Regions from separate parts of the Mus musculus genome. Here region 1 is linked to region 2. A link is a contact called in ENCODE Hi-C or POLR2A ChIA-PET data. All regions are on one chromosome and are shown on one strand. The core of a region is the stretch at or near the end of the contact, and the rest is flanking DNA. Distances in the headings are between cores, read along the strand shown.

The links. Hi-C counts contacts between places; a loop is a spot of excess contacts on that map. ChIA-PET counts read pairs that join two places held with the same protein, here RNA polymerase II (POLR2A).
Region 1: a map of left cerebral cortex shows a loop between it and region 2 (4-fold over the local background). The contact joins the promoter of Dnajc27 here to the promoter of Efr3b in region 2. A Hi-C loop is called at or near these places in 5 of 37 maps with a recorded cell type or tissue (gastrocnemius, heart and left cerebral cortex). POLR2A ChIA-PET finds 5 or more read pairs at or near these places in 1 of 5 experiments (embryonic stem cell).

The regions. Positions count from the first base shown.
Region 1 is chr12:4,081,135-4,083,834 of GRCm38, forward strand. It overlaps Dnajc27 (DnaJ heat shock protein family (Hsp40) member C27), which reads left to right and starts at 1,440. Exons shown (of 7, transcript NM_153082.4): 1 at 1,440-1,739. The coding sequence starts at 1,653.
Region 2 is chr12:4,037,557-4,040,256 of GRCm38, forward strand. Efr3b (EFR3 homolog B) reads right to left here and starts at 1,359. Exons shown (of 23, transcript NM_001082483.1): 1 at 1,148-1,359. The coding sequence starts at 1,154.

The DNA of each region.
Region 1 (2,700 bases), core at 190-2,689, 44 kb after region 2:
GTCAATCTCTGTTTACATCTGTAACTGAAATTATTGACTAAAAGAATAGTGTGTCTGTCAGACTGACTTTCATTCTAACAGTTGCTTTCCATAAGAAGTTATCGTAAAATTTATGATTCTACCTTATCTACCTTATCTTGTCAGGTAAGGGGAAAGGGAACAAGATTCTGGGTTAAGCCTGGATGTTGGCAGCTGTGAGAATCCCACACCATCACAGAGCTGGACAAACCTTAAGAACTATCCAGCCAGTCTTCCTCCTGAGGATGGGGGCCATTAGACTGATGCCAGAGAGGGAAAATTAACACACACACACACACACACACACACACTGCCTCTGCTCCAAAAGGCAACTCTGGTTTTCAACCAGGAAAGAGTCTTGTTCAAGGTCCTTTTCCAGAACCAGGGTCAGACTCCCAATTCTCATCTGATGCTACCTTCTTCGATGAAGCCTTTGCAGGCTGTCTGCAGATTGAAGCAACCGTCCATTAAGAATAATCAGGGGAGGGGTGATTATGTACTAAACAGATACTTTTTTGTGTGTGATTATTCCCTAAAGGACAACAATATAGACTAACAACTATTTACATAAGAATGATATTTACATTGTAATAGCATTTACTTTGTATTGAGTAGTTATGCTGGCTTTCTTGGGTTTTGGGTAGAAGCCAAGAAACTCACTTCTGTAAGAAAGCAGGCTGAACGGAGCCATGAGGAGCAAGCCACTAGGCAGCACTCCTCCACAGCCTCTGCATCAGCTCCTGCCCCCAGCTTCCTTTCCTATCTCTCCTGTCCAAATTTTTTTTGATGTGTAAGCCAAGTTAAACCCTTTTCTCCCCAAGTTGCCTTGGTTATGGTGTTTCTTCACAGCAACAGTAACCCTAAGACAGTGGGGCAGATAATGTGAGATGACACAAGTAGGCTGAGGATGTGCATAAGTTACATAAAGCTTTCTACACATGTACAATTTATACATAAAGGTTTTTATATATTTATTTTGAAACAGGATTGCACAATATAGCTCCACCTGGCCTTGAACTCATAGAGATCCGCCTGCCTCTGCCTCCTGAGTGCCAGAATTAAAGCGTGCGTTTGCTCGGATACCATCTTTAGGTGACTGGGACATCCGCAGAATCCACTGTGATCCTGGGCTCAGTCCTCTGCAGAAACTGTAGTCTGCAGTCACTGTACTGACGGAGAGGAGGATGGCAGCAGAGGCACCCATCGGTGAAGATTCCAGGAAAAAAAAAGCCTTTGGCATGACTGGGCCTTACACTAAATGTCAAAAACTCCCCGTGACAGCCGCTCTATTTCTGCCACCATGTACAGACCAATCTTGATGCCAGGCAAAGAAACCCCAATCGCCTGCAACCGGGCCGCACTGGCCCAACAGGACCCCAAGACCCAGTCCTCCCGGGCCCCGCAATGACGTCACGGCGCGCAGTCATCGCGAGACTCCGCTCGCCCTCCGCGGCTCGCCGCTTCCCAACCGCCCTCGTCCGTCCGCGGCCAGGCAGCGGTGGGGATGGCGAGCCGCGGAGCCAGGGTGGTGACGAGCACAGCGGCTCCGTCATTGGGCGAGGAGGCCTGAGGGACTCCAGGCTGGCTGGGTGCGTAAGGACACCACAACCCGCGGCCCCGGCAGAGCGAGGGCGATGGAGACCAACGTGCCGAAGAGGAAGGAGCCCGCCAAGTCCCTCCGCATCAAAGTCATCTCCATGGGCAACGCCGAAGTGGGGAAAGTGAGTACCGCGTGCTGCGAGGGCAGGACCTCCGCGTGCTGTGAGAGCGACATTCCCATTGGCTAGGAGAGCCGCCACTCAAAAGCTTGAAGCTCCGCCTCCTCTCTGCTTAGTTTAGCATCCTGAGCTCACTGGGGCTTGCGGCCTCCAGAGGAAAACTATCTTGACCTTTTTGACCTTTGGGCTGCTGGCTCTTTACTGACGTCACTGTCCCTAAAAGGTGTCAGGGTGGCCTCTGATCTTTGATTGTAATTTGAAGGTAGTAATTAGATTCCGATGTCGAATGATCAGTTTACATACCAAATCTGTTTTTCCCCTGAGAGGGGACGAGGTCCTGCGGGTTGGGGAGAGTGGTTGCCAGCCTTGCTGTTTAAAGAGATGCCAGGGAGGTGTTAGATTCTAAAAAATGTAGCCCTGAACAGCCTGGAGTCTATGTTCCCACCACCAGAGCACAACAACCTAGTGTGTTTCAGGGGACATGCACTGACAGCCCTAGATCTTGTGTTTTTAATTTTTTGTATTGTCACGTCCATTTTTCTCGGAGGAGTCTTTTTTTTTAAAAAAATACCATCTTTCTGAGTGTATCATTTCTGTATCATTTGCTGCTTATTAGCTACTAAACTTCCTCTCATCTGGGAAGGGAGGCCTTTCCTAAATGAATTTAGATGCCAGTTACTCGTTTTCTTCCCTTAACGTTGGGAAACTGTTGGTTAAGAATTCCCAAGGTCGACAGACAGGGAAGGCATCCGAAGTGGAGTCTTCACTAAACCAAACGCAGAAGACCTCTAATGGGAGCGTTTGCATACTACTATGTAAGCCAGTGCTCTGTGCTAGAAGATGCTCAGGAAGTGTTTATTGCTGTTATACAATTTAGCGTGCTCCCGTTCTACATATGGACCTTCATGTATGTGTTAACAAAACAGTTGCTGAAGATTAACATTTATTGACTATTGACTATTTT
Region 2 (2,700 bases), core at 109-2,608:
ACTGACCTGGGAAGGAGATGCAAGGCAAAAAGTTAAGTCTTTGTCTTCTAAATAGGGGGCTCACCAACTGCTGACTCTTTTCAGCATGCTCTCTGTGCTAACAAACTTTGTGACTCATGGTCTGTTCGCAGAGGCAGCCAGCAGCCTTAGAAATGGGTTAAATTGGGAACATGCACTTCTAGATCACTCACTCCTCAGGTGCAGCCCGAGCCCCTACCCTGCAGTAGGAGACGGAGAACAGGGCTCCAATTCTTCTGCTGGCCTCAGAATAACTACCAGAGACCTGGGCTCTAGTAAACTGTGTCCACAGGAATACACGCACACATGTACCCTTGGTAGAGAGCCGATTCCTAGACTAGTCCACTCTTATGATCTGCAAAGTGGGACCCCAGGAGCGCTTTCCTCATCCACGCTGCCTGTAGAACCCGAGAAATTCTTGACAAATGAGCAAGCAGAGCCTTGAACCGTGAGGGTCTTGGAGCTGCCACACATTCGTGGGGGCGGTGGCTGCGTAATTGGGAGAAACCCTCGAAGCAGCATCTCTCCCCATCAGCCCTCCATAGGGCCAATCTGGAAGTTGGGAAGCCTGAATACCATTAGCAGCAGTGTTAGGTAGAGGCCAAGTCCACCCAGCTCAGAGAGATGAACCTCCAGCGCCGGCTCGCTCGCCAGCTCCTGCACTGCCGGCGCCGCCTCCCACATCCAAGGAGCCTGGCAGCAGACTGGCAGTGAGCAGCTCTCCCCTACCCTGGACCACTTTCGCGCATCAAACTCCCAAGCACAAGCCTCTTTGTTAATTCTGCAAATACTGTCACCCGATCACCTCCACCAACACTGTCGGCTCAGCTCCGAAGATACTCGCTTTTTCCAAAGCCGGGTGCCTCTCAGCCATCAGAGTCCCTACCTGGCGACGGACCACCGCCCCTAGCGCCTGCACACGCCTGCCCGAGGGATCTCAGGGGACCAGAGAGTCCCCCGGCCTAAGGCATCTTTGTCCTCTCGGCACAGACGTACGCACAGGCGACTGAACCAGCCTAGCCTGGCACCAAGTCGGCATTCTCGCTTTTGCGACGGGGGCCACTCCGGGGGACAAAGGTCCGTGTCTGGAAGTTTGCGGGCCCGAGCCGGGGCGCCAAGCCCTCCTTACCGTACATCTCCGCGGGGAGCGCGCCTCTGGGGAGGCCGGCGTAGCCGCGTCGCTGGCTGCTAGTCCTGGCCGCTCCTGCCTTTCATTCACAGCCCGGCGGGCTCAGGCGGCTGCGGGCGGAGACCGGGGCGCGGCGGGAGCAGCCGATGGGGGGCCGGCGGCGGGCGGGACAGAGCGGGACGCCACCCGCCCATTCAGCGACGAGGTTGGCTGCCGCCTCCTGCTCTGGTCCGCAAGCTAGGCGGCGCGCAGGGGGCGGAGCTGTGTTCTGCCACGCCCCGCCCCCTTGGCCACTGGCGGGCTGCCTCAAGAGCCCCGCCTCCATCCCGGACCCTCTCCTTTCCTCAGTATGGGGCGAGCCTTTTTACCTACCTGACGCCCCAGGAAGCCCAGGTTCTTCGTTCACTCAGTAGATCATCCATCCGAATTCCAGCTCCTGGCTCAGCTCTTACGCGGGTCGCTGACGTGTCCTTCAAACTGATGACACACACACACACACACACACACACACACACACACACACACACACACACACACACACACACCCCACACCAGGTCAGCCGGGCGCTGGAAGCTGCAGGTGTGCTCTATTCAGTCTGCTCAAACGAACCGGCTTAGGGAACCTAAGGAGCAGAAATTGAGGCATAACCCTATTCTTTCTGCGGGCCCCAAACTCTGTTTGCTACCTGGGTCAGGTATTCAGGAAATACAGCACACTCCCAACCTCCAAGGCTGCAGGAAGTCCGCTTGGTTTTTCCTCTCCAGATTTGTGTAATCTGCAAGCTTTGCAGCCAGCATCCCCTCCACAAAGGGACTTAAACCCCAGGCCAACGCCCCAGCCCTGGATATCTCTGCCTTCTGTTTCTCTGGCTTTTCTATTTCTATTTCTTAATTTCTCCTCTTGCCTCTTGCTGGAGGCTTTCTGTTTTCTTCCCGACCGTAAAAATTAGAGAAGGGCCTGAATGCAATGACCTTCGTTTTGTTTGTTTGTTTGTTTGTTTGTTTTGTTTTGTTTCGTCTTGTTTTTTGAGACAGGGTTTCTCTGTCGGCGCCTCTTTGAGCCTTGCTTCGTGTTGAGAAATTTCATGAACCTACAGTACATAGTGGGCACCACATATTGTTTTCTTTTTCTTTTTTTCTCCCCCAAAGCAAAGATCAAACCAGAGAGATCCAGTCCTTGGATTTGGAGACGGTGCTCAAGACAGTGCTCACTGCACCCCAAACCAGCATTTTCTATTTTTCTTTGGCTTCATTTCCCCAGACACATCCACCAACCCACCTGCACCTCTCCTAATCTGATGCTTCCTGTTGCCTTGATAAACAGAATGACCAAAAAAACACTTGGTTAAGAAAGGGTTTATGTCATATTAAACTTTACAGTCCATCACTGGGGGAAGTTGTCCTGGTTTGAACGGATTGTAGTGGAATATGAAGAGTCCCTGTAGGCTCTTATATTTGAATGCTGGTCCCTCATTGGTAGAACTGTTTGGGGGAGGATTAGGAAGTGTGTTCTTGTTGGGGGTGTGTGTGTCAATGGTCAATGGAGATGGCCT